7 separate regions of the Homo sapiens genome follow, and regions 1, 3, 4, 5, 6 and 7 are each linked to region 2. Evidence: chromatin contacts called from ENCODE Hi-C data. All regions are on one chromosome and are shown on one strand. Each heading gives the region's core, a stretch centred on a gene start or an enhancer-like site at or near the end of the contact. The rest is flanking DNA. Distances are from core to core; before and after follow the strand shown.

Region 1 (3,730 bases), core at 599-3,098, 1.3 Mb before region 2:
GATATGAGTGTCGGGTTGCTTTTATGATTGATCGTGGGGTCAGGTGTTGACAACCTGAACCAACTGTTGAAACTCTCTCCCAGGGTAGGTTTTGAAAATCTTCATTTAGTACCAAAATAGACGCATTAAGGTTTCTTAAGTTAGAGTTTTTTCTCTTCATTAAAAAAAATCTCTGCTGGGTATGGTGGCTCATGCCTGTAATCCCAGCACTTCGGGAAGCCAAGGTGGGAGGATCACTTGAGCCCAGAAGTCTGAGACCAGCTTGGGAAACATAGTGAAACCCTGCCTCTACAAAAAATACATAATGTAACCGGGCATGGTGGCAGGCACCTGCAGTCCCAGCTACTTGGGAGGCTGAGGTGGGAGGATCGCTTGAACCCAGGAGTTTGAGGTTGCAGTGAGCTGTGATGGTACCACCATACTCCAGCCTGGGCAACACAGCAAGACCCTGTTTCAAAAATAGAAAACAACTATAACACTAAGTTTTGTTTTCTCATTCCCTTGAACATTTTTTGAAAGAAAAAGTTTATCATTGAGTCATATCATGAGGTATCTGGACAGAAGAGTAAAGCTCTCTAAAAATCTAGCAATGTATTCCCTCTTTTAAAGAACATGCATGGTTCAGCTCTCAAAATTCAGAATGCCAGATGCCACAGGTATAAGAAAGGTCCATTCTCTGATTACTTTCGAGGTTATCTTGACACCCAGGAGCAGGTGTGCTGAAAGTCATGTTGTTTAGACTGAATTGAGACGGGCTTCACTTTGTGTGTGTTGTTGTGGTCCTGTGGTTTGGACCCGGACTTTCTCTCACGCTAGGTGGAGCTGAAGACTCAAAAGTAAAGACAAACTTCTGTGATTTTAAAAATGAGGTCCTGTTTAGAGGCCACGTCATAAGCTAAGCTAGGAATCCTCAAGTACCTGGCATGACAGGAGCTGGCAGCTGGACACTCAGTGGGAGCTGTGAGCACAGCCACAGACTGGCCAGCTCAGAGGGTGCCCTGGAATTTGTCAAATCTGAGCTTCACTCTGGGCCACGAGCATCACACACCTATGCTGTGGCATCCTCAGCAAACAAAACAAGCACCCCAGACACCACGTGTTGCCATCTCTGCTGAAGGGTCCAAGACAGCATGGGCACTTTGAACCATCTGAAATGCACTGGGCATTATAGAAAACCCATTGGGGAAGGGGGACAACTTAAGAAGCACTCAGGATTCCTCTGAGGCAGCTGGAACCCCAAGAGCCAAAGCAATGAGCTAAAACTTTCCAGGGGAGTTCCCAGCGGCAGGTCAACAGGTCAACTGACTCGGGGGAGGCTGAGGGTTATGCACGACTTAAGGAGAAAATGCACCCTCAGGGTTCATCTGAGACCACTGGCAGTGAAACCCAGATAGGCGGGAACCCTAAGTCAAAATGACGATCAAAACTTTTTCCTCTCTGTTTCTCAGTGGCAAACACAACAGGGTCGGGGAGGCGCAGGGATGGCCAAGGAGGAATCACCCAGGCGCTCCCAGAGTCAGGCTGGCAACCACCCCGGGAAGGACCCAGTGGAGGCTCCGCCGGGCTCCCTGAGACCCCGCTTCCAGGCAAGGTCTGTACTCCTGCTAGCAAGCTCACCACAGAGCCCACCCTTAGGGAAAGCTGAGGTCAGGAGACTGACATGCAGATCACTATTTTAGAATGGATAACTGTGAAGGGCTTTGAAACTGCAACCTCCTTTCTCCCCGGCCCTCCCCCAAATCTAATAACTTATCACTCATTTGAATTCAGTGAGGTCATATATATGATTCATAGGAAGTTCTGATTATGCAATTTTAGAAGTACAAGGTTGATTTTATGTTTTTCAAGGGTGGAAATAACTGGAGTAAGGAAAGTCCTTGGGCAGAAGTCCTCAGGGACTAGCTGACACAAACAGATGAAAAGAATGTATGGCTAGGCTTTTTTAGGGAGATGCATGTTTCTAAAGCTTAAAAGCAGTCTGCTGTCTCTCGTGGTGTGAACTGGCCTGTTATCTTTCTGTTCTTCATTTGCCTGTTGTACCCTTTTCATTGCAGTGGCCGAGGGAGCACCTGTTAGGCTAAATAGAACGCATGTGCCTCTTGAAAGAGGCGCCTCTGCAAAGAAACCCTGCCAGCCTGCAAATGAGATGCGATTTAGTATAAAAGACTAAAGACAGTGAGAGTTCCATAAAAGAACTCAATCTGAGGTCATGTCTGCCACTTCAAGCTTTGCAGAGGAAACCTACACACAGCCACAGGGAACACTGAGGCTGCATCTGGTGAGTCCAAGTCATCGACACTGCAGCCTGTGCAAATGCAACATCCCTGAAGTCCTGGACAGTCCTCATAGAGGACAATGGTCCTATTGAGGGGGGACTTCCCACAACACGACGCGTGTTGGTGTGGCATGTATTCCTCAAAGGAGACTAGGTCTCAACGAACACTTTTTAAAATAACTCTGTGGAGTTATTTCAAAATTATAAAATAACTCTGTGGAGTTATTTCAAAATTATAAAATAACACTGTGGACAGCATTTGCTCAGTTACTAAAGATATGTTTCCCCTAGAAAGAGGAGACGAAACCATCTCTAATTTATCAGAAAATTGAATATAACCAAATTCATAAATGCTACGTCTCCATTCCTTTTTAGAAAAGGCTGGAACTAATAGAAGTTCTGACAATCTCAGTGGGGATGACAGGCAACCAATTCTGTGTTTATGTAGAGGAGGGCAAGTTCCTACCCAGGATATCTTTTCTTTTCTGGTTCCTCCCATTTTGATGCACTGTTTATGTCACCGAGCAGTTGCTCCTTGGAGGGGCTTTTGGTGTCTAGGGGGAGGTGTTGGGTGGGGAACAAATGAAAGTCATGGAGTGATGGCCACCTGGCCAGTGGGATGGCAGAGGGCGGACATAGCTGTGGTGCAGATCGGTGCTCACAAGCACGGCGGCTGCGTCATTTGTGTATGTCTGCCTATTTCCCATTTCTATAGTTGAGTAAACTGCCTCCCTGTAACCCACTTAACTGGAAATATCTGCATCTTCGCAAGTTGTTGCAACTGCAGAAAGTAAGCTGGGAAATGAAAGCCTGACGCCTCACCATCCTCACATCTGGGCCCCAGCCCTGGAGCTGCCAGGTGGCCACTGTTTACACAGCATCTTGTCTTTCATTAACTTTGGAGTTCCAGGGAGCAGCTCTGTGGAACTGCCCTTTTTTTTTTTTTTTTTTTTTTTTTTTTGAGACAGAGAGTCTCACTGTCTCTCCCAGGCTGGAGTGCAGTGGTGCGATCTTGGCTCACTGCAACCTCTGCCTCCCAGGTTCAAGCAATTCTCGTGCCTCAGCCTCCTGAGTAGCTGGAATTATAGGCATGAACCACACCCAGGTAATTTTTTTTTTTTTTGTATTTTTAGTAGAGACAGGGTTTCACCATGTTGGCCAGGTTGGTCTTGAACTCCTGACCTCTATGATCCACTCACCTTGGCCTCCCAAACTGCTGGGATTACAGGCACCTGGAAATGCACTTTTAAATACTACAAGTCCCTTGTGTTGAAGATGGAAAACTAAAGATAATTATAATTTTACCAGCACATGGTAGGAAATTAACAGCAGCACTTTAATCACATGGGGTAGGTGGAAACGGGTTACTTTTGAACGATAATGTCTGCTTTAGCCTCTGTCCCTTTACAATATTTGCTTTTCCTAAGCCATGAACTAGAATGTGGCCTCTGGGTG
Region 2 (4,259 bases), core at 629-3,128:
TGGATGGAACTGGAGGCCATTATCTTAGGTGAAATAACTAAGACACAGAAAGAAAAATGCTACATGTTCTCACTTATAAGTGGGAGCTAAATAACGTGTACACTTGGGCACAGAGTGTGGAATAATAGACACTGGAGACTCAGAAGGGTGGCAAGGTGGGAGGATGGGATGGAATGAAGCATATGAAACGACTTAATCAGGACAATATATACTATTCAGTTGATGTGGACACTAAAAGCCCAGCCATGGCCACGATGCCATACAGCCACATATTGACCATACCGACACTGTACCCGAGCCCCTTCCACTCATACACAAAAGACATTAGACATGTCCTAAAAGTTCTGTTGTCATATTTGCATTGTCATTAGTTAAAATATTTTGCTTTTTAATTTATTTTGTGATTTCTTCTTGAATACATTGATTACTTAGAGATTTTATTTTATCTTATTTTTTTAGACAAAGTCTGGCTCTGTCACCCAGGCTGGAGTGCAGTGGCGCGATCAGGGCTCACTGCAAACTCCGCCTCCTGGGTTCAAGCAATTCTCCTACCTCAGCTTTCCGAGTCGCCGGGATTAAAGGCATATACCACCAAGCCCAGCTGATTTTTGTATTTTTAGTAGAGATGGGGGTTTCACCATGTTGGCCAGGCTGGTCTCGAACTCCTGACCTCAGGTGATCTGCCTGCCTCGGCCTCCCAAAGTGCTGGGATTGCAGGCGTGAGCCACCGCGCCTGGCCTAGAGATGTAATTTTTGACGTTCAAATATATGAGCACTGTTTTTGCTGCTTTTTAATATTTGCACATTGTATCTTTTTCTTTTCTATCCCTTTACATTTACTCTTTCAGAATCCTTATGTTTTACTGTTTTCAGAAAACTTAGTTTTTAAAATATTCTGCTAATCATTTTTCATATAAGTTTACATTAAATAAGCCTTTTAAAGTTTATTATAATTAAATAAAGTTTATTTTCACATGTGTTTTCATATCTACTGTCTCAGAACTTTCTCCTTGCCCTATTTTTCCTATTTTATCCCCTTTTTGCATCTTTTGAGTTGACTTTTTATGATTTTATTTTTCTCTCTTTACTAGTTTGGATATTATCTACCCCACTAATATTCTTTCAGGGGTTACCTTTGAGGTTACAACTGGCAAGGTAGGTTTATCAGTGTATAATATTAAATATTATTTTACCCCTCCAAATTTTACTGCCTTTTTAGTTATTCTTTATTCTTTCCTTTATCTCTAAGCATTCTGAGTCTGTCAGTGTTTAATTCCTTTCATTTTTATTTTTTTTCCTAAAAATATCCTTAACTCCCTTTCATTATTACAGGAATTTTTGGGGGGCAGTTATTTTATTTGAGCATGTTAACTATGTTATTTCATTGTCTTTGGACTTCAGTTGCTACTTTTCGAAGATAGTACATATTTTTACCTCTAACTGCTTTTAAAATTAATTCTCGGTCTTTATTTTATAGGTGTTTTACTATGATACACCTAGGAAAGTTTTATGTATCCTACTTAGGCTTTGCAAAGGTTTCTGTTTCATTTTTACAAACGTTGGATTGATTATGGTGTAATTTAGAGACAGTGAGATTCACCTTTTTTAGACATACACATCTGTGCATCTGCAGACATGAGCACTCCAGGTTGTCTATAACACCACATGTCCTTCTGAACTTCATCTCCTGCCATTACGCCCAGCCTCCAGCAACCACTCAGCTGTTTTCTGTCTCCAGCTTTGCTTTTCCCCAAATGTTACATAAGCAGGATCACACTTAGTCTTTTGATTTTTTTTTTTTAACCTCAACACAATGCTTTAGCCATCCCTTTTTTTTATGATGCTCATTATAGTTGATCACTCTTATTTATTGCAGGCTTCATCCATGTGCTAGTTCAGCCTGTGAGATGCTGGTGAGCCCACCTCCAGGCACTCACGGACTCCCCACCCATTGAGTGTGGCCTGGATTTAGTGACTCAATCAAACGTGACAGAGTGCTGGGGTGTCATTTTCAAGACTGGGTTATGTGAAGACTGCAGCCTCCATCTGGGGTGCTCTCTCTTGGATTGCTTGCTCAGGGATGTGGGGAGAGCTGCTGTGCTGGGAGGCTGCCCATGTGAGTTGACTTGGATGTGAACCTTCTGTGGCCTGCCAATAGCCACGTGAGTGACCTTGAAAATGGATCAGCCTTCACTCAAGTCTCAAGATGACTGTGGTCTTGGCTGACAGCTTGATTGCTGTCTCATGGGGGACCTTAAACCAAAGGCACCCTGCTAAGCCACACACAGCTTCCTGGCCCACAGAAACTATGAAATAATAACCATTTCTTATATAAGCCTCCAAGTTTTGGGAGTAATATTTTGCACAGTGATGGATCACTAATACAAGCCAGTCATCAGTTGAAAGACACTGAATTTATTTCCAGTTTTATGTGATTATGAATAATGTCACCATATGCATTTGCATACAGGTGTTTGTGTGGACACTGCTGTCATTTCTCTTGGGAAGATACTGAGGAGTCAGATTGCTGGATCCCGTGAAGAATGTATGTTGAATGTTATAAAAATCTGCCAACTTAAATCTGTTTCCTGGTGCTCTTTCGTCAGCATTGGGAGATGCTCTAACATTTCTCACCAAGTCTTTCTTCTGCTCATGCGCTCCCTCTTCTTTCCCTAAGACTTCAATCATCCTCCTCATTGCCCTTTATATCTCTAAACCATTGTCTGGAGTTTCCATTCTTCCCTTTTGCTTCAATCTGTTTCATTCTGGGGATTTTCTGAGTTATCTTCCACTTCTCCAGTTATTTTTTATTTGTTTTGTTTTTAAACAACTATATCTAATTAAATTTAACTTTATCCTCTGTTGTACTCAATTTTATTACTGCATTTTCCAATTTCAGAATTTCCATTTGACGATTTCCTTATAGTTTCCTATTTCTGCTGAAATTCTCGTTGTTTTATTTCGTGGGGGGCTGAGTAAACATACTTATTTTAAGGCATGTGTCTTTGAATTCCAACCTTTTGAATCCCTGTGGACATATTGCAATTGGCTGCCGTCTCTGCTTTTAATTTTTTATCTTATTTTGTGTGCTCCTATGCCTGGTTATTTCTAACTGTGTTGGACTTTGCATTTGAAAAATGGTTTCTATGAATGTTTTGAAGCCTAGGATGCTATTACTGCCCTTTGGGGAAAATGTACACGTGTTTCTCCCAGGTACCTGTAGGCCTGGTTACATCTGGGCAACTCAACATGGTTCTTGGTTCTGGTTCACTCTGACTCTTGGGAAGAACACTTGAAGGCCCCACCCCAAGGCCTTGGTGGGGCCACGACTCAGTTTCTTGCCCTGTAATTTGAGAAGGCAGTCAGAAGCACAACTTGACTTCTTAGCTGCCTTCTCTGAACAATGTGGGTACCCTTATGTCCCCATGAGCCAAGCTTCAAGTGTGGGCTTCCTTGCTTCGGCTCACCTTGCACCCCACTCCCAGGTCTTCAACTGCTTCCCAGCATTTCAGCATCATGATGGTTCTCCCACGCCTCTAATTAGACTAAACAAACATGCTTTTCCCAGCCCTGCGGGAGGCCCTCAGGAATAGTTGGTCTGAGTCTTCCCATCAGTTATTCCCAGACGCCTTTGTCTTCTTTTATTTGTGAGAGAAAATACTTGCGTGATCCTCAGCTTTTGTACCTGCAATCAAGCCACTTTCTAAATGTGGCACTCATTGATGTACTTAAAATACCTGAAGCCAGTCTGGCACTTATCATTTCTTTAATATTATTTTCCTTCACATTTCTTAGTTTCCAGAATAATTTTTTAATTAAAAATATTGGTAGAGAATCTATTGCCTTCTTCTGCTCAGTATAAGACTAATTTTGGACCAGTTCTTTTAGATTAACACTCCATAAAATTTCGGAAAAGTCAACAAGGAGTGAATAGAATTCCAATTCTTTAACTGAAGCAATCATATGCTGACAATAATACTTGCAGGGGAGTTTCATGGTTTATATTCTATTTTCCAGTTCTTAACCCTACTTCATTTTCATATTTTAAATCCATTCCTCCCAGAAAGTTGATACAGCCTAAAACTTTTGTACATTTACTTCTGAGTTTAAAAAGTGCTTACCATTTGAGATGGAATTTCCATTTTCAGCAGTTATAGCACTAGATAGTGAATTAGATAACTGAATTCCATGGTTATTTGCATTTCTGTCTTGAGTCTCGGAAGTAATTTCTGACGTACTAGGGTCATCTCGGCTACTTA
Region 3 (3,883 bases), core at 1,268-3,767, 1.5 Mb before region 2:
TTTCCTGGCCTCTCCCATAGACTGAGGTAATGAACGCATCTGCTCCGTAGGTCACACTGATACTCAAATTCAGGGCCACGGGGTTTCATTAACCCCTCTGTCTGTTCACATGTGTGGTAAGGACAACGGGCGTGACCGGATGACCAGTGGGCATCCACCTGCTTTAGTCCATCACGGACCAGCCCTGCCCGAGGCTTGACCACGGTTAGAAGGTTCCCATGCACGTGCCTCCTCCCCGCCCCGCGTGTCCATATGTTGGAGTGCCCAGCCTCCGCCTGCGCTGCCTTCTGTAGCCCCGTCCACTCTTCCCCCCTCCCACCGTCTCCAGGTCCGCTTTTTCCCTGTTGTTTTTGAAGCTCATTCCCCAGCAGTTTCTGAAGGAAGAGCCCTTTCTCGGGAACAGTATTCTCTGCATTTGTGCCTGTGGATGACAGTGTGCTGCCTTCTACTTCAAAGTCAGTTTGGCTGGAAATACAGTCCTTGGCCGCATTTTCTGTCCTTAAGTATTTTCCTTCGGCATAAGGTGTTATTGATGCTCTCGTTTGCCATGCACTATGTAGGAATTGTTCTGTTTGCTTGGGTGCCCAGAGGATGTTATTCTTAGTAAAGTGACTAGTAATGAAAACGTAGCCTGTCCAGTCTGACCCAGAAAAAGTATCTGTGTCTGCACTCTTTAAATTCATCAAAGGTGATGGACGCCTGTGTCAGTGCTCCCGGGTGGAAAGGGTGATATTGGGACGTTGTGCACATGGGGTGTGCCTGTCCTGGGCAGATGGGACAGCAGGTTTTGGTGAGCATGCGCCACTGGCAGCCTCACCGCACGGTGATGGGCACCTTGCTCAGAGTCTCGGGTCCATAAGCCGCGTTACCTGACACGATCACGCGCCTTTCACTCTGTGTGATTAGTATCTTTTTGGAAAAAACAACCCTGAAACTCAGTTACTGATAAGCAGAGTATTTCTCGTAAGACAGAATAAGGAAAAATGGGAAAACCCCACCTGGTCCACAGTACATTCCTGAGAAATGAGCCTCTGTGGGTTCCCGGCCGCCCAGCTCTCCCTGTGCGCTGGTGCATCTGAGGTGAAAGCGTTGCCGGTGCTCCTGTCCCTCACGTGGGTGAAACAGGAGTGAACGAGAAGCCAAGGCTCCTTCGAAGAGACACAGCCTGGGGCGTGCTGCCCACTGGCGGCTGGAGGGGCTTCCACCGGGGTGGCCGGCTGGATTTCCCTGGTGGGGGTGACCAGCTGAGTTTCTGTGGTGGGGGGTGACTATCTGGGCTTCTGTGGTGGGGGTGAGGTGGTGGTGACAGCCTGGGCTTCCCTGGTGGGGTGACAGTCTGGGCTTTCATGGTAGGGGTGACTGTCTGCGTGTCCGTGGTGGGGTGATTGTGTTTCCATGGTGGGGGTGACTGTCTGGGTTTCCGTGGCGGGGTGGCTGTCTGGGTTTCCGTGGCGGGGTGGCTGTCTGAGTTTCTGTGGTGTGATTGTCTGGGTCTCCCTGGTGGGGGTGACTGAGTTTCTGTGGTGGGGTGACTGTCTGCGTGTCCGTGGTGGGGTGATTGTGTTTCCATGGTGGGGGTGACTGTCTGGGTTTCCGTGGCGGGGTGGCTGTCTGAGTTTCTGTGGTGTGATTGTCTGGGTCTCCCTGGTGGGGGTGACTGAGTTTCTGTGGTGGGGTGACTGTCTGCGTGTCCGTGGTGGGGTGATTGTGTTTCCATGGTGGGGGTGATTGGGTTTCCGTGGTAAGGGTGACTGTCTGGGTTTCCATGGTGGGGTGATTTTCTGTGTTTCCGTGGTGGGGGTGACTGGGTCCCCGTGGTGGGGGTGACTGTCTGAGTTTCCATGTTGGGGTGATTTTCTGTGTTTCCGTGGTGGGGGTGACTGGGTCTCTGTGGTGGGGGTGACTGTCTGGGTTTCCATGTTGGGGTGATTTTCTGTGTTTCCATGGTGGGGGTGACTGTCTGGGTTTCTGTGGTGGGGGTGAATGTCTGAGCATCCGTGGTGGGGTGACTGAGCTTCTTCCCACTGATGTACCGTTTGTCATCTGCAGCGGACTCTGACAAGCGTCATGCCAGTGACTTCGCCCTGTGGAAGGCGGCCAAACCCCAGGAGGTGTTCTGGGCCTCTCCCTGGGGACCCGGGAGGCCGGGCTGGCACATCGAGTGCTCTGCCATCGCTAGGTAAGGTGCCTGCCGCTTCCTGGGGGTTGGGGCTCAAGTTCCCCTGGTGCCTGCTCAGGGCAGCAGAGGATGTGCATGGGAGCAGGTGCAGCCTGGCACGTGTGCCCATGGGTGATTTTTTGGGAAGAGATTTTTGCCGGAGTGTGACGGGCCATGGAACGGGGTGAACGAAACCCATGACACATCAAGCTTTCCTGACCTCAGCACTTCCTCTGTTTAGTGGAGAGGCTGCTTTTTGGTTCACACTTGCAGCTGCCCTGTTCCCTCACCCTTCTCTGTAGTGGCTGGTGCTTGGGGCCCTGGAGGAGAGTGCTTGCACCTACATCCCTCCTCGCTTCGCACTTCTCTAGCCCCCAAATCCCTCTCCGCCTTCCCGCCAGCTCTTCTAGCTCAGGCAACTCGCATGCCAGGGTGCTCTGTGGCGGAAATCTCCAGCTCCTCCCAGATCTTCCTGGAGTCCCCCAGCCACCCTCATGTGGGTCCTCTGTCACCAAAGCTCCTCTTCCCACTGTCTGCCTGGGACCGCAGCTGCCTGCCGCCCCCACTCAGTCACACGACACTGCTCTCCTGGCCCACTGCGGCATCCCCTACTCTGGAAACACCCTCTCTGTCCTGGTTTCTGCCTCTCAGTAGAGCTTTCTCCGCCTTCTCCCTGGTCCCCTTGGACGCACCTGAGGTGTCCACACCCTGTGGCTCTGCCCACAGCCAGGGGCACCTTGGGTGGGGTGTGTGAAAGACAGCATACCGCCCGTGCCCCGTGCTGCACAGCTGCCCATGGGGCTCGCCACAGTTAGTTTCATGTTCCTGTTTTTTTGTTTTGAGACGGAGGTTCACTCTTCTTGCCCAGGTTGGAGTGCAATGGTGCGATCTCGGCTCACCGCAACCTCCGCCTCCCAGGTTCAAGCGATTCTCCTGCCTCATCCTCCTGAGTAGCTGGGATTACTGGCATGCGCCACCACCCCGGCTAATTTTGTATTTTTAGTAGAGACGGGATTTCTCCCTGCTGGTCAGGCTGGTCTCGATCTCCTGACCTCAGGTAATCCGCCCGCCTTGGCCTCCCAAAGTGCTGGGATTACAGGTGTGAGCCACTGCGCCTGGCCCACGGTTAGTTTGTTACCGTGGTGCTGGTTTGTGTGGCCTGACCCTCTGCAGGCAGCAGGGTACCCAGCCGCGCGTTTAGACTGTTCCTAGCGTTTCAGTGTTACAGATCTCCTTAGTGAATAACCACGCGTATGTTTCCTATTTGTAGAAATGGGTTTTTTTTTTCATTATATTTTAACTTCTAGGGTACATGTGCACAATGTGCAGGTTTGTTACATCTGTATACATGTGCCATGTTGGTGTGCTGCACCCATTAACTCCTCATCTACGTTAGGTATATCTCCTAATGCTATCCCTCCCCACTCCCCCACCCCATGACAGGCCCTGGTGTGTGATGTTCCCCACCCTGTGTCCAAGTGTTCTCATTGTTCAATTCCTACCTATGAGTGAGAACATGCAGTGTTTGGTTTTCTGTCCTTGTGATAGTTTGCTCAGAATGATGGTTTCCAGCTTCATCCATGTGCCTACAAAGGACATGAACTCATCCTTTTTTATGGCTACATAGTATTCCATGGTGTATATATGCCACATTTTCTTAATCCAGTCTATCATTGGTGGACATTTGGGTTGGTTCCAAGTCTTTGCTATTGTGAATAGTGCCAC
Region 4 (3,907 bases), core at 799-3,298, 1.7 Mb before region 2:
CACTATAACCTATTTTATCTTCCTAGCCCTTAATACTCTATGCAAAATAAATTCCAAAGTTAAAAAAAATCTAACAGTGGGTTGGAACCTAGGTCTGGATATTATTCTAAGCTCTGCCACAGGCATGCAGTTTGCCCTTGGACAAATTCCTTGACTTACCACCATCTCTGTTTCACCATTCCCAGAATGCAGCCTAGCAAGTAATCCCTCCCTTTCATTACATGGAGGACAAGATACACTCACGTCCTTTCGCAAAATGGGACACCTCTCTCCTAAGAAAGATGGAAATCAGGGGGATATATTTTAAAGAGATTAGATTAAAATCAACATGGCATGTGAGAAGAAAAATGATTACGTTCTAGAGTAAACAAAACCTGAAATGAGTTTATAGTCTATTCTCACCCTTTTGGTCCAAACAAAAAAGTATTGCTTGATTATTCTTTCCTGCTTCACTAACAGATTACAAACTCCCTGGGAGAAGATAGATTCTATGTGTCATATTTTCCATTCATTAGCAATTGCTCACTGAATTGAAATATTTGCTACTTCCCCACTATAGAGTGTTTCTCAATGTGTTTCATTCAGCATTGTACTCAACAAATGTTTGCTGTATGAAGACATGTCTGTGTTGAGTGTTTACACCACTAGTTAACAACTTCCCTTTGTTAAATCTTAGGTTTCTATTTTTTCGTTTTATTAACCAATGCTGCAATATGCTTTCTCGTGCATCAGTACTTCCCTAGACATCTAATTGCCTTGTTCAATTTGTGACGTAGAATTTTGCAAAAAGGAAGTTTACACAGCGAAAAACTATATATACAAATGAAATAAAATACATGATTTAAAAAGACCGCATATTTAGAAGCAAAGGAAATATTCATAAACATTGTGGTTATTCCTCAATAGTGAAATTACTGATGCTTTCATAATCAGAATAAAATTACATATGTAATAAAGTCCGTGATACTGTCATTCAAAATAGGGGATTTGGTACTCCCTTACATTTATACAGTTCTCAACAAAAAGCCTTTTATTGTTTGCTCTGTCTGGTCTTCTCGCTTATCTCTTAAACTTGCAAACGTATAGTCCTAGCCCACCGCACTCGGTTCCGAAGAAGGCGTCCCTCGGACAAAACCGAGGAATCTGTCCTGCTCTGTAAGGAACTAGGGCTTGCTGATTCCCAGATTTTAACGAGAATCCCTGCTCCCCGTAGGCGCTCCATAAATTTTTACTGGACAACTTCACCGCGCGCTACTGGGCCTCCGGGAGACCCGTGACTCCCACCCGCTCTGGGCGCGGGCCCGCAGAGCCTCAACCCGCGCCCCCGGCAGCCGGGATTCCCCGCCCGGACCGGCTCCCAGGCTGGAAACATCATGGTCCGCACCCGGGGCGCAGCCGAGACCCACCGCGCCGGAGGCCCCGGGACCCGCTCAGACCGCTGCTTGGCCACTCTACGCCCCTGAGCCCCCCACACAGCCAGCCCCGTGACCTCCGAGCCCCGTGACCTCCGAGCCCCGTGACCTCCAAGCCCCGGAAGCCGCTGTAGGCAGCGGCCCAGCCAGGCCCCGCCCCCTCCACCGGAGCTCCACGCGTCAATTCCAGCCAGGCCCCGCCCCCGGCCGCCCCAGGCGTGGACCCAAGCCAGGCCCCGCCCTCTGCCTGGCTACTCCAGGCGCCCACCGCCCCAGGCGTCCTCTAGCCCAAGCCCAATGCCCGGCTGCTCCAGACGTCGACAGCCCCATGCCCCGCCTCCTAATCGGCTGCTGCTGGCGTCCTCTGGTCCAGGCTCCGCTCCCTACCCGGCTGCTCCAGGCATCCTCTAGGCTAGACCCCGCCACCTACCGGCCGCTCCAGGCGTCCGCAGCTCCAAGCCCCGCCCTCCGCCCGGCTGCTCCAGGCGGCCTCCGGCTCAAGCCCCGCCCCCTGCCCGGCGGCTCCAGAGGTCCGCGGCTCCAGGCCCCGACCCCTGCCCGGCTGCACAAGGCGTCCTCTGGGCCAGGCCCCGCCCCCAGCCCGGCCGCTCCAGGCCCCGCCCCGCCCCCTCTGTGCGCGCTCCGCTCGGCAGCCTGTGGGACGCGACCGCGGCGCTAGTCTCGTTCCTTTGTGCTGCGGCGGCGGCTTCTCGAGTCCTCCCCGACGCGTCCTCTAGGCCAGCGAGCCCCGCGCTCTCCGGTGACGGACCATGTCGGCGGCGGGAGCGGGCGCGGGCGTAGAGGCGGGCTTCTCCAGCGAGGAGCTGCTCTCGCTCCGTTTCCCGCTGCACCGCGCCTGCCGCGACGGGGACCTGGCCACGCTCTGCTCGCTGCTGCAGCAGACACCCCACGCCCACCTGGCCTCTGAGGACTCCTTCTATGGCTGGACGCCCGTGCACTGGGCCGCGCATTTCGGCAAGGTGGGTGCGAACGCTTTAAGGCGCCATTTTCCCCGGCTGTCCAGTGGGAGTCGGGGAAAGCGGGTCTGAGGTGCGGGGGACGTGGGGCGTGCCGGGATCGCGGGGCGGAAGCGGGATCGACGGCGCCTGTGCCCCGAGGGGCCTAGGGCGCCTGTGCGGCAGCGCTCGCGGCCCGGAGTCGCGGCGGGGCAGCCGGGGGGCGCGGGGCGGAAGCGAGGTCGGTGGCGCCTGCGTCCGGAGGGGCCTAGGGCGCATGTGCGGCGGCGCGCGTAGCAAGTTTCTAACAAGGCGGGCTCCAAGGGTCCCGGCGCCTGTTGGCCGGATCCTGTGCGAGCGCGCGCGCGCGCGGATGGTGCGGGGCCCTCCAGGCCGGGCCGGAGGCGCGAGCGATTTCGCAGAGCCGGGTATTAGGCCGCGAAGTCGCCCAGGCGGCTTCCGGGGAGCCGAGCTGGGGTCAGAGGCGCGCGGGGAATGCCCGGGCGCGGTCGACCTTCTGGTTCCGCACAGCCTCGCCAGTAGCCGAGGGCCGCGCTGCGGACGAGCTCAGCCGAGGAGCAAGCGCCCCGGCGGGACTGGAAGGCCCCGGCAGCTGTGTGGGATGGAGGCCGGCTCTCCAGCTTCTGGGTTTGCTTTAAGGCTTGTAGCTGGCCCCGCTTCAGCAAAATTAGTGACGGCTGTGTTTATCTTGGATCTAAATTACTGCAGAAGTGGTTAAATTAAGCAGAATTCTCTTCCCGTGGAGGCTTTACGTTCCCCTCTTTTTTCTTAAACTGAAAATTCTGGGGGAACACAGTGCTGCTTTAAGGTTTTAAAAGGTTGGATAGCTACCGTTTCCTCATCTGTGAAGTCGTTGGGGTACTTGCTCTCAGAAATCTTAAATAAGATTTCACCGTGCATTTCAGAAGTGACTGGTTTTAATTAATATTTCTTAATTCACTGAAATTCAGGGATGTGTATAGTGTTTTTCTCGTAAGTGATGAGATGGGGTTAAATGGTTTTGCAGAAATATGTGAGAGGTAATGTGAAATAAGTTACTTTAAGAAGGCCTGGCCCTGGTAATGTCGTTACCAGCTGATGAAGTTGCGGTTTACCTTGCTGCCCCTGGTGCTACATTCACAAAGCAGCTGTGTCTTTTGGAAAGCAGTTTCTGATTCTTTTAAAGTGGAAAAGTCACTTTTCTTTCAATAAAAGAAATGAAAAGGAGTTTTGACGATCGGGGTGGGACAAGCAAGTTAATCAGTCCTCAAGGGCTGTTAGGTTCCTGTGGCACTGTCTCTGAAGTTGTGCAACCGTAGTACCTGCTGGAGAAAACAGGTGCCCAGGGGAAATGAGTTTCTTAACAAACAAAAGTAATAAAGCCTCCTCCCTGCGCTTCTGCGTGCAGCCTTAAATAGATTTCCCGAGGCAGTCAGTAATCTGAGGATTTCCTCCCTCCAGAGTGTCTCTTGCTGTGGTTTATTTTTACACTAAACTTTAGGATTCTGTCCTTTCTACCCTGGTTGAGAACGACACAAT
Region 5 (3,277 bases), core at 1-2,500, 1.3 Mb before region 2:
GGATGGGGCCCCCGGCTCCCCGATGGGGCACTCACCTCTGAATCCAGGGGGGCCTCTGTCTCCGGGAAGGCCTTTAAGCCCAGGCTGTCCAGGCACACCAGCATCTCCCCGTGGCCCGGGCTGAGCTCCCAGGACTTCTCCAGGGAGGCCCCTTTCCCCAGGGGGCCCATCTGGCCCTGGCAGGCCGATGGGACCTGGGGATCCATCTGGGCCAGGGAGGCCCACTGCACCTTTGGATCCTCGGGGTCCTATGAACCCTAAAAGGAAACATGGGTGGGCCCCAAACCACAAGTTAGCATGGTGACGTTCTAAGAGAAGAGTCAAAAAGAGGCTGGAAACAGCAAAAATTTGGCTATGGGGTCCTCAGAAGGCATTCCTCAGCTCGAGCCCTTGTCCCTGTCGCCCTTTTTGGAACCTACAACCTTCGCCATGTCGTTCTGTTGGTTATGTTTCTTCTGCTTGCCCCGCCATTCGGCCCCCCAGCCCTAAAACTGAGTGAAGGTGGACAAGCCAACAACGCCTCCTTGGACCTCGATTTGCATAATTCATGGGTTCCCCTGCTTTGCAAATAAGCCCCAAAGAATAGCTTTTTGTGGGACCTTCTAGGTTGTGCTGAGTGAGGAACAGCACTTCGGGATGGAAAATCCCAGGGAGGCAGGAACGAACAGGGCCGTCAGAGCCAAAACGCTGCCTGCCGTAACATCTCCCTGGTAGAAACCCGTCACTGTCGGTTGGGAAACGCTTCAAAGAGGAACGACACCCCTCTGTTGTATTGACCATGAAAATCATCAAGTCCCAATCCCAGCACTTTGGGAGGCCGAGGCGGGTGAATCACGAGGTCAGGAGATCGAGACCATCCTGGCTAACACGGTGAAACCTCGTCTCTACTAAAAATACAAAAAATTAGCCAGGTGTGGTGGCGGATGCCTGTAGTCCCAGCTACTCAGGAGGCTGAGGCGGGAGAATGGCGTGAACCCGGGAGGCGGAGCTTGCAGTGAGCCAAGATCGCACCACTGCACTCCAGCCTGGGCGACAGAGTGAGATTCCATCTCAAAAGAGAAAAAAATAAAAAGAAAAAAGAAAATCATCAAGTCCCATCTGCGGATGGAGGGAAGGCAGCTGTCCTGTGTCTTTTGTGGGTGCCACTGGATAAAATGATCTCATCAGGTCACTTCCTTTTTCGGTGCAGTCAGCCCTGACATGGCCTCAGAATGAACTCCCACAGCTGACAGTCACGCAGTGCTCAGAAGGAAAGGCTTCTGAGGTCACCACCACCCCCGCTGTGCATGCAGGAGAGAAGCCTGCAACGATGAGACTGGCAGGTGATTCTGTGGGACAAGATCAAGTACACGGCAGGCTCGGCACTCCTATGTATGGATACGGAAAAGGGAATGTTTTCTGTGTTCTGTGGGGTGTATCCCACCAAAAAGATCCAATGAGCAGGGCCCGGGGACCTCCTGGGCCGGTAAAGCCATCACTGCCTGGGAGCTGGGAGTAACTGGAATACAGAATAAAGGATCTGGATTAACCTGACGTTAATCAGCTAGACCGTACTCAGAGTTTTAACGGTGTGATTTACTCACAATGAAGAGACATGACTTTCACTGGCAATGTTACAAACTGTACCCAGGGAGCCATGCACTTGGGTTTGCATGTGTGGGTCTTAGATCTGGAATAGACTCTCTGATTTTTGCAATCCTTGAATTGGGCATTTTATCCTCTTCTGCATGTGGCGACAGAAGGGCAGTATATTTCAGCACCATAAAAAGTGACATGCGTTTCAGAAACTGATCAGTTCCTCAATCACCACCCACCCCCAGCCTGCCCCAGCCTCCCTGTTCATGACGTAAGGGCTCACATTTGATGGTGGAACAGGCTCCCAACTCACGTGGGCAACTGTCCAAATCACCTGATAATGGGTGCATCCCATCCATTCCCCCCTACAGGGGAGCCCCGTGTGGCGTTCACGCACACATGGCTGGGCACTCCAATCACAATTACCAGAGAACTTTCATACTCACAGCAAGAAGCTGTTCAGGAATTATTATCCTTCTCTCAAAATCATGAATGCTTAAACTTAGTATATATGAAATCATGAGAGTGGCAATGTTACACTTCTAAATATTTAGACACTTCCAGCAGGGCAACAAAACCACAGAGACCAACCCCTGGGGCAGAGGCATGGAGACTTCCTTTGCTTCATTCGAATGCAGAGTTGTTTTTACCAGGGCCTTGATACAGACACAGGAAGCCTGCTTCCCAATTTTGCAAAACATGGAGAAACGCATCATATGAAAGGAAACAGGGTCAGGGTTTGGAACAATCCCTACGGGCTGCAACACAAAATTCCGAAAGATACCATCTATCAGGGACGGACAGACACTTCTGCATTGAGGCTTAAATCAGCTATCTGAGTGGAGGTCAGGGGAGGGGCAGGGTTCAATTAGTCTTCACTGGGAACATTTGCAAGATGTTCAACCTAAGGGCGCAACAGTCCCGATGTTCTGTGTGATATTCCAGACATGGGGAGCGCTTTATTCAGTTTCTAGAGCCCAGTTGGAAAAGAATCCTGATAAGTGGGGGTCCTAGAAGGTTGCTCAGAATTCCAAGGGCATGGAACGATGTCATTAAAAGAAAGTATGTGTTCCCGGGGTCAGTTCTGCCTGTTCATGAGACGTCTGTGGGAGATGTGGCCGCCTCTCTCAGGGTGTGTGGTTATGAGGAAGTCAACTGTGTGGCTCAGGAACAGCCCGGTGAGAACTCCCTGGGAGGCAGGCTGTATTCCAGGGAGGAACTTTCTAGCAACAAGAGGGTTCCAATGTGCCACAGGTTCTAGGTGACAAGTGGGACTCCAGCAGAGGCTGCAGGAACCTGCCCAGGACCCTGTGGAAGGATGTTTCATCTCGGGTGGAAAGTTGTCCACAATGGCTTCCATGGTTTCATTAGACAAACACTATTGAAGATGTGTGCGGCCTGGCACAGTGGCTCACGCCTGTCATCCCAGCACTTTGGCAGGCTGAGGCGGGCAGATCACCTAATGTCAGGAGTTTGAGACCAGCCTGGCCAACATGGTGAAATCCCCGTCTCTACTGAAAATACAAAAATCAGCCAGGTGTGGTGGCACATGCCTGTAATCCCAGCTACTCAGGAGGCTGAGGCAGGAGAGTCGCTTGAACCCAGAAGGCGGAGGTTGCAGTGAGCTGAGATTGTGCCACTGCACTCCAGCCTGGGTGACAGAGCGAGATTCCATTTCATTAAAAAAAAAAAAAAAAAAAAA
Region 6 (3,928 bases), core at 367-2,866, 1.4 Mb before region 2:
TGAAATATTTCCTAAAGCCTCAGTAATATACAACTCTACCTGGCTTTTCGTAAAAGTTTAGGCAGTCTGATAATAAATCCTCAACCAAGCGCAATGAAAAATCTTGCTACTAATCACGGTGTGTGAATTTAAGGTAAAGAGCTACAAATAAATCTCTAAATAAAGTGTTAAGAAGCCTCCCTGCTGGTGTGAGTGAGGTGCAGTGTAGAGTACCCTCTCAGCGCCACCCAGTGCATTCTCAGTGTGTGCTGATGAAAACAAAAAGCCAAACTCTCTGACGATGCCCAACATACACACAAGGTAAAATCTATCTAATGACTACAGCAACAAATGGTGCGTTTAACCATTTCGGCCACTCACTGGCTGGAGAATCCTGGCTAAGTCACTTTCTCTGAGCTTCTATTTATCTTCTATACCAAGGTGGATAACAGCAATCTCTCCTTATGAGAAATGAGATATACACGAACTACTTCCTGTATAAAATATGTTAGATACACCAATACCAACAAGGCAAACAGAAAGACAAAAAAACCCTATGAAGAGATGGGGCTCCAAGCACTTGCTCAGCTCCTGTTTAAATTCTTTCTACCTTATCCGTTCTATTTGAAAAGGCATCTCAGCGTGCAAGGACCAGCCAAGGCCAGGGCAGGGCCCTCGGGGACATCTGGCCAGCACTTCAGGTTCTGGGGATGACTCAGGTGAGCCTCCCTCCCCAAGGGACCTCCTACACGCACACACACACCCCGAACCGGGGGCGGGCGAAGGAGGCCTGGCTGGTGGAGTCCTTTTCTGCGGCCCAGGCGTCGCAATATCCAGTCCCTCTCGTCCAAGGACGTGCAGGGTCTGTACTTGCCCAGTCGCACTGGGACTTCAAATTGGGGATGCAGACACGGCCCTGCTCCTGGTGTGCGCGAAGCCCGCTCAGCCGGCCAGCTCGCCTGCACGCCCGCCGCGTCCCTGGGCCCCAGGAGGGCCCCCGTATCCAGCTCCGACCAAACAGCAAGCCCGCAGTTGGCGAGCATCTTTCCCAGACCGGGAGCGGGGACAGAGCAGAGCAGACGGATCCGACCAGCGCACCACGGCGCCCCAGGGCCCTCCTACCGTCCTCGGCCCTCGGCCCCCCGTTCCCCGGCCACCGCGCGGGCTCCGCCGCTCCTGGGACGCGCACTGGCTCCGGCCCGGCGCCACCCTCTGCCCCTCTGTCACCCCGCACGGAGGCTCCCATCACCCAAGCCGCGCCCAGCCGTCGCCGCGCCGTTCCAGGAGGCCTCCGTCCTCTCCCTACTCCGCCCCGCAGGCCACACGGCGCCCCGGCCCCGCGCGCGGGCTGCCCCTCGGCGGCGCTTCCCCCCCGCGAGCCAGCAGAGGCGGTCAGCGGTCGGGTACCTGCGTCCAGTGGCGGCCCGTACAGCGCGAGTGCGGCCGAGAGCAATGCGACAACGACCGCGCCGGCGACGGCAGTTCCGGCCCCCGCGCGTGTGACCATCCCCGGGCCAAATGGAATCGACCTTACCTCGTCTGCAAGCCCGGATTGCCCCACAGCGAGGACCCAGGGCCATCGGGCAGCATTCCGGATTCCCAGCTGCCCCCGCGCCGTCGCCGGAAACACAGCCATTGGAAGCGTTTTCCGGTTTCCCGACCGCCTCCGCGCGGCTGTCGGCAGTGGGATCCCAACTCGCTCAATCACACCCGGTTCTAGATGATTGACAAGCGCGACGCCCAACCCGGCCTGGTCCCAGCTCTGGCCTAAGAGGTTCGGCTGGAAGGCAGGTTGAAGAGTTAACAACGATCTGGTTCAGGGTCTGGTTTGTGTTTATCGGCCCATTTTTAGGCTTGCGGCGTTATAGAAAATGATTTTGCTGGCAGGTGGAGTGCCGAGGCCCACTATGTGCCCCCAGTATAGCAGTCAGGTGCCTTTCTGCTCCAGGCGCAACCTCTGCCCTGAACCCCAAACCAGCTCGCTGCGAGGCCCCTTCGCTTTCCACCGTCTCAGGTCAGGGCAGCTCCATCACTCCAACGCTGAGGCCCAAACCCCTGGAAGGCATTCTGACCTCTCCTGCCCTCCCACCCACGCTCCTCCTGTGGCTGATGGCCTCTTACCTCCACTGCCGCCCTATTTGAAGCCACCGTCATGGTGCTAAAAGAAACTTGTGGGGCCAGGTGCGGTGGCTCGCGCGTGTGATCCCAATGCTTTGGGAGGCCAAGATGGAAGGATCGTTTGAGCCCAGGAGTTTGAGACCAGCCTGGACAACATAAGGAGACCCCCTTCTCTACCAAAATTTTTTTGGAAAATTAGCAGGGGATGGTGTGGCACACCTGTAGTCCAGCTACTTGAGAGGCTGAGGTGAAAGGATGGCTCAACATGTCAGAGGCCTTTTAACCAGAGCGATTCCATCTTGAATAGGGACTGGGTAAAATGAGGGTGAGACCTACTGGGCTGCATTCCCAGGGGGTTAGACATTCTTGGCCACAGGATGAGGTGGTGGGCACAAGATACAGGTCACAAAGACCGCACTGATAAGATGACACAGTAAAGAAACTGGCCCAAAGCCTACCAAAACCAAGATGGCCACAAAAGTGACCTCTGTGTCCTCATTGCTCATTATTTGCTGATTATAACGTATTAGCATGCTAAAGGACACTCCTACCAGCGCCATGAGAGTTTACAAATGCTATGGCAACATCAGGAAATTACTCTATATGGTCTAAAAAGGGGAGGAACCCTCAGTTCCAGCAATTGCCAACCTCTTTCCCAGAAAACTCATGAATAATCCCCTCCTTATTTAGCCTATAATCAAGAGATAACTATAACTATGTGTGGAGTTAGTTCCTGCCGGTGGGTTCATGGTCTCACTGACTTCAAGAATGAAGCTGCGGACCTTCACAGTGTTACAGCTCTTAAAGGTGGCATAGACCCAAAGAGTGAGCAGCAGCAAGATTTATTATGAAGAGGCCGGGCGTGGTGGCTCATGCCTGTAAGCCCAGCACTTTGGGAGGCCGAGGCGGGTGGATCACAAGGTCAGGAGATCGAGACCATCTTGGCTAACACGGTGAAACCCTGTCTCTACTAAAAATACAAAAAATTAGCCGGACATGGTGGCGGGCGCCTGTAATCCCAGCTACCCAGGAGGCTGAGGCAGGAGAATGGCGTGAACCTGGGAGGCAGAGCTTCCAGTGAGCCGAGATCGGGCCACTGCACTCCAGCCTGGGCCACAGAGCGAGACTCCACCTCAAAAAAAAAAAAAAAAAGATTCATTATGAAGAGCAAAAGAACAAAGCTTCCACAGCATGGAAGGGGACCCAAGTGGATTGCTGCTGCTGGCTGGCGGGGGTGGGGGGGTGGGGCAGCTTTTATTCCCTTATTTCTCCCCTCCCATGTTCTGTTTCTGCCCTATCGGAATGCCCTTTTTTCAATCTTTCCTGCAATTGGCTACTTTTAGGATCCTGCTGATTGGTGCGTTTTACAGAGCACTGATTGGTGCATTTTACAATCCTCTTGCTAGCTACAGAGCGCTCATTGGTGCATTTTACAATCCTAGCTACAGAGTGCTGATTGGTGCATTTTACAATCCTCTTGTAAGACAGAAAAGTTCTCCAAGTCCCCACTCGACCCAGGAAGTCCAGCTGGCTTCAAGTCTCATAAGTATATTCAGTCAAGCAGCCAGTGCCACTGCTCTGCCTATGGAGTAGCCATTCTTTTATTCCCTTTCTTAATAAGTTTGCTTTCAATTTATGGACTCGCCCAGAATTCTTTCTTGCACAAGGTCCAAGAACCCTCTTGAGGTCTGGATTGGAACCCCTTTCTGATAACAGAGTGAAACCCTGAACTACACCTACCAGACCAAACCAGTAAGGAGTTTAACTACAGTAACTGAGCTTTACTTCATGGCAGGAAACTCTGTAACCAGTTAAGCAATGAAGTTATAAT
Region 7 (4,122 bases), core at 223-2,722, 1.2 Mb before region 2:
TTAGTGCTCGTGAGAGTGCACAGAGGAGCACAGCCTACAGTCGATTTGATGTCCATCATCTTCCCTTGCATGGGGAGATTAATAGACCATAGGGAAGACAGAGGGGTCTGAGAAGGACTCCCTGAGCCGGGCCCTCCTGCAGGGAGGCAATGCTGACCACATCAAGCATGGGCTCCCCAGCTGTGAGGGTCATCTTCGCTGCTGCTGATCACTGCTCTGTGATTTCAATTAAATCATGAAGGGTGGATTCTCGCACACGCACACTTCTACAGATACACACATGCACAGATTAGGGAGAAGGGTGATGGTGCTTTACAGATACGAAATGTCCTCCACATGATGCACTACTTTATAGAAAAGGGTGATGGTACTTTACAGACACGAAATGTCCTCCACATGATGCACTACTTTATAGGAAAGGGAAGCGATGTGATCTTTGGCCGGGGTGAGAGCAGGTTTCAACTCCTGTTCTCATGCTGCCAGCGCTGCCACCACTCATTCACGGGCTGGGCTAGGTCTCCTTGAAGAAGCTGATCTGTGAGGACGTCCTGCATGGGTTGGGAGAAGTGTCTTGCCTTTATAAACCCAACCAAAGACATCAGACACAAAGGAAGGATGGGTCTGAGTGTCAGCTGCTTAAAGAAAGGGTGAGGTGGAAAATCTGTCACAAGGAGACAGGATGGAGATCGCAGGGCCACAGCCATGATCACAGAGGGTGAGGGCAGACCGTGAGGAGTGGAGACAGGGGAGCCAATGGGTCAGAAGGGGCCCAAGGAAAGACACAGCTTTGAAGCAGCTGGCCTGTGGGATCACACGAGGAATCTGTCCCCTGGGAGGCAGGGGGAGGTCCCGGAAGCAGTGGAGACCAGACCTTTGAAGTTTGAGCAACACAGTTTATCATGCACAAATTCTGATGTCAGAGTTTTCCCTCAAGCTATATTTAAATTTGAGTCTGTGCTGCACACTAGTAAAACTGCAATCAGTGAGCTAATCAAACCCTCGTATATGTGAGGGGTGAAATAATTTTTTTTGCTGACTCATCACAGGGACACTTTTTCACCATATGCCATATTTAAAGTCGCAAGTATTGCTCTCTGATGGATTAAAAACTGTCTCTCTCATAAACACATTCCTTCCAACAGCATTCATCTTGCTCTGTGGTCTAAAAATGGGGCAGCAGTTTGGAGCATGACAGAGTACAGGGCTCATTCTCTTTTTCGTTCAACGAGTAAAAATAAATCTTGAAATTTGGGCAGAGGAGAGGCCGCGGTGCCAGGAGTCCCAGAAACCTTCCCTTTTCAAGTAGTGTCTGGAGCACCGAGCCACGCCCACACCTACTGGCCAAGAGAAGTCACCAGCGTGCTCCCAGTGCCTCCCAAGGTGCCGGCAGCTGCCTGGCTGCGGCTGGGGAAATGCAGACTGCGCTTGAGGGCTCGCTTGCCGCCGTCCTGGAGGGGCTGTTATTAAGCCTTGTTCTCAGGTTTCATATTGCATAGAAATGTTACCTTACAGCTTAGGAATTCTGTTCCCGTGAAGCTTACATAGGCCCCTGTCCCTCAGCCTTCTGGGCCACTTTTGGCGTTTCCCTCTAAAGGTGGCACTGTCAAGTCTTCTTAACATAATCATCATTTAGTCCATTTTCAGTCATGCAGTCCACGGGGAAGCTTTAGAAACAACCGAGGCACACGTGTTTGGACTGCAGGTAAGAAGAGCAGGCAGGAGGGAAAACACACCCTCAACGCAGTTAAAGCTCTGCTTCTTTAACACACACCGAACTGTCCCAAACCCAGGCACAGCCAAGCCAGGGCAGGTCAGAGCTCCGCAGAGGTGGAGGCCGAGGTGGCTCTGAGCAGCTGCAGCAGCTGGGCGGGAGGGGCCTGGGGAGAAGGAAGCCTCAGAATCGCCTTAAAAGAGGAAACCGTGATGTCACTCCCAAGGCTGCCTACTTGGCCCCATTGCCTGCCTCCGAGTCTCCGGGCTGAGGTGTATTTAGAAAAACCGAACTCCAGATCCCGGAAGCCACCTATTCTTAGAAACAAGCGCAGGGCTCCCTCGGGGCTGCAGCCGCCTGCGTTCCTCCCCAGCTCGGGGCCCCCGACTGCTGGGCTGCCTCCTCGGGCAGGTGTGAGACTGCAGGGGACGGGTGGTGAATGCGGCCGACACTTGGCTTCCCTGGAATGGGTCCTTGTCCCTACACATTTCAGAATCCCTCTGGCCACGGAAACACCCACATGGAAGCGCCCGTGATGTCCGGGCATCACAATTCTCTCCGTGGGGACGTGAGATGCCATTCTCAAGGCCTCCAGCAGCTCAGGGTCTGGCCCTCGGCAAGGCTATTTCCTTCCAGCCTTTGGAAATAGTGATTGTGCTAATGCACCTGGTATATGTGGGTATCAGTCGCTCCTTTTTTTTATTATTATTACTTATTTGAGATGGAGTCTAACTCTGTCTCCTGGGCTGGAGTGCAGTGGTGCGATTTCGGCTCACTGCAACCTCCACCTCCCGGGTTCAAATGATTCTCTTGCCTTAGCCTCCTGAGTAGCTGGGATAACAGGCGCCCGCCACCACGGCCAGCTAACTTTTTGTATTTTTAGTAGAGACGGGGTTTCACCATGTTGGCCAGGCTGGTCTTGAACTCCTGACCTCGTAATTCACCCGCCTCGGCCTCCCAAAGTAATGGGATTACAGGTATGAGCCACCGTGCCCGGCCTCAGTCGCTCCATTTAAGTGAGTTTTCTGGATAATGTTTCCTCATTTAGCACCCAACTGTGGGCCATTTTCAGTAGACCCTTCTAGCAGCCCTTCATGGGGATGGCCAGCAGCCTGGGTTTCGCACGTCCTTTCACAATCAGTAGAAGATCCCATGCTTCCGTCTCTGTCCCACATCATGGTCTTCTAGAGCGTAAGCATCTCACTTTTCTTTTTTATCTGAGTACTCTCTACATAGAAGTGGCTGAATTCAGGTTTGTGGGCCAAAGTGGAGAAATAATAACAATGCTATTATTATTATAATTGCATATTAATATATTACATATCAATGTATTACATACTATTACACAATTATAATAGCAATAGCACTTCTCCACTCCATATGGTGCACTAGTTGCCTTATAAACTCCACATAAAACCTATGAGTATTTTCATTTCCATTTTTTACAGACAAGGAGGGATCAAAGATACTAAGGGATACACCCAATTGCATGGCTAGAAATGATGGCTGAGATTGGAGTGGGGTTGGTGATCCCCAGGAGCCATCCTACTTTTCCAGCACTGTGGCTTACACAAGAAACACACCTGAGTCTCTCTTCTTACAAAGTGAATCCTGCAGTTGTTTTGTTCTGTAACTTGAGCATGTGTCCGAAAACCTTGGAGGATTTTTTACACCAAAGGTTGCTCGGTGCAGTCAGGGAGGCTGAAAGCTACTTAGCGTTTCTCAACACTCTACACACTTTAACCAGTGTATCCGCAACTGCAACGACAATCTAGTCACACAATGTAACCACGGTCTACCCATAACTGCAACCACAGTCTATCCATATGCTGTAGCCATGGCCTATCCACATGCTGTAACCATGGTTTATCTAAACACTGTAACCATGCTTTATCCACAAAACGTAACCACGGTCTATCCACACACTGTAACCACGGCCCATCCACACGCTGTGACCACGGCCCATCCACACGCTGTGACCACGGCCCATCCACACGCTGTGACCACGGCCCATCCACACGCTGTAACCACGGCCCATCCACACGCTGTAACCACGGCCTATCCACACGCTGTAACCACGGCCCATCCACACGCTGCAACCACGGCCTATCCACACACTGTAACCACGGCCTATCCACACACTGTAACCACGGCCTATCCACACACTGCAACCACGGCCTATCCACGCACTGCAACCACGGCCTATCCACGCACTGCAACCACGGCCTATCCACACACTGTAACCACGGCCTATCCACACACTGTAACCACGGCCTATCCACACACTGCAGCCACGGTCTATCCACACACTGTAGCCACGGCCTATCCACACACTGTAGCCACGGCCTATCCACACACTGTAACCACGGCCTATCCACACACTGCAGCCACGGTCTATCCACACACTGCAA

Evidence for each region. Hi-C counts contacts between places; a loop is a spot of excess contacts on that map. Pooled maps may share reads with other maps.
Region 1: a map with no recorded cell type shows a loop between it and region 2 (6-fold over the local background). The contact joins the enhancer-like site here to the promoter of MYO16-AS1 in region 2. A Hi-C loop is called at or near these places in 8 of 37 single-sample maps with no recorded cell type and 6 of 50 pooled maps.
Region 3: a loop to region 2 is called in a pooled map, with 5 times the contacts of the local background. The contact joins the enhancer-like site here to the promoter of MYO16-AS1 in region 2. A Hi-C loop is called at or near these places in 3 of 37 single-sample maps with no recorded cell type and 4 of 50 pooled maps.
Region 4: a loop to region 2 is called in a map with no recorded cell type, with 10 times the contacts of the local background. The contact joins the promoter of ANKRD10 here to the promoter of MYO16-AS1 in region 2. A Hi-C loop is called at or near these places in 12 of 37 single-sample maps with no recorded cell type and 6 of 50 pooled maps.
Region 5: a loop to region 2 is called in a map of GM12878, with 4 times the contacts of the local background. The contact joins the enhancer-like site here to the promoter of MYO16-AS1 in region 2. A Hi-C loop is called at or near these places in 1 of 168 maps with a recorded cell type or tissue (GM12878), 27 of 37 single-sample maps with no recorded cell type and 5 of 50 pooled maps.
Region 6: a loop to region 2 is called in a map with no recorded cell type, with 7 times the contacts of the local background. The contact joins the promoter of NAXD here to the promoter of MYO16-AS1 in region 2. A Hi-C loop is called at or near these places in 9 of 37 single-sample maps with no recorded cell type and 5 of 50 pooled maps.
Region 7: a map with no recorded cell type shows a loop between it and region 2 (2.4-fold over the local background). The contact joins the enhancer-like site here to the promoter of MYO16-AS1 in region 2. A Hi-C loop is called at or near these places in 5 of 37 single-sample maps with no recorded cell type and 4 of 50 pooled maps.

What each region holds. Positions count from the first base shown.
Region 1 is chr13:110,441,594-110,445,323 of GRCh38, reverse strand. The region is part of intron 16 of COL4A2 (collagen type IV alpha 2 chain); the gene reads right to left. Among named protein-coding and RNA genes, the nearest start is that of COL4A2-AS2, 20 kb to the left of the region's middle. RefSeq lists enhancers at 522-711, 782-831. Within about 2 kb of position 1,848, at least 10 of the 41 ENCODE cell types and tissues checked have a DNase peak (open chromatin) inside an H3K27ac peak, as active enhancers do.
Region 2 is chr13:109,164,922-109,169,180 of GRCh38, reverse strand. MYO16-AS1 (MYO16 antisense RNA 1) reads left to right here and starts at 1,878. Exons shown (of 3, transcript NR_047700.1): 1 at 1,878-2,162; 2 at 2,471-2,545. It overlaps MYO16 (myosin XVI), which reads right to left. Exons shown (of 35, transcript NM_001198950.3): 33 at 4,122-4,259.
Region 3 is chr13:110,675,270-110,679,152 of GRCh38, reverse strand. CARS2 (cysteinyl-tRNA synthetase 2, mitochondrial) reads left to right here. Exons shown (of 15, transcript NM_024537.4): 7 at 2,050-2,179. Among named protein-coding and RNA genes, the nearest start is that of CARS2, 29 kb to the left of the region's middle. RefSeq lists an enhancer at 2,482-3,101. Within about 2 kb of position 2,517, at least 7 of the 41 ENCODE cell types and tissues checked have a DNase peak (open chromatin) inside an H3K27ac peak, as active enhancers do.
Region 4 is chr13:110,913,210-110,917,116 of GRCh38, reverse strand. It overlaps ANKRD10 (ankyrin repeat domain 10), which reads left to right and starts at 2,048. Exons shown (of 6, transcript NM_017664.4): 1 at 2,048-2,392. The coding sequence starts at 2,183. RefSeq lists silencers at 1,207-1,366, 1,497-2,156, 2,427-2,796 and enhancers at 734-1,408, 2,907-3,036, 2,760-3,436.
Region 5 is chr13:110,469,909-110,473,185 of GRCh38, reverse strand. COL4A2 (collagen type IV alpha 2 chain) reads right to left here. Exons shown (of 48, transcript NM_001846.4): 29 at 36-257. Among named protein-coding and RNA genes, the nearest start is that of COL4A2-AS2, 8.3 kb to the right of the region's middle. RefSeq lists enhancers at 1-222, 951-1,090, 1,211-1,260, 1,271-1,510, 1,581-1,680 and a silencer at 3,250-3,277. Within about 2 kb of position 1,250, at least 11 of the 41 ENCODE cell types and tissues checked have a DNase peak (open chromatin) inside an H3K27ac peak, as active enhancers do; they include GM12878, where a contact is called at or near this core.
Region 6 is chr13:110,613,233-110,617,160 of GRCh38, reverse strand. NAXD (NAD(P)HX dehydratase) reads right to left here and starts at 1,616. Exons shown (of 10, transcript NM_001242882.2): 1 at 1,514-1,616. The coding sequence starts at 1,559. NAXD-AS1 (NAXD antisense RNA 1) reads left to right here and starts at 808. Exons shown (of 1, transcript NR_182301.1): 1 at 808-3,928. RefSeq lists enhancers at 587-636, 657-706, 1,608-2,535 and silencers at 987-1,146, 1,157-1,406.
Region 7 is chr13:110,385,546-110,389,667 of GRCh38, reverse strand. The region is part of intron 4 of COL4A2 (collagen type IV alpha 2 chain); the gene reads right to left. Among named protein-coding and RNA genes, the nearest start is that of MIR8073, 47 kb to the right of the region's middle. RefSeq lists an enhancer at 1,755-2,619. Within about 2 kb of position 1,472, at least 23 of the 41 ENCODE cell types and tissues checked have a DNase peak (open chromatin) inside an H3K27ac peak, as active enhancers do.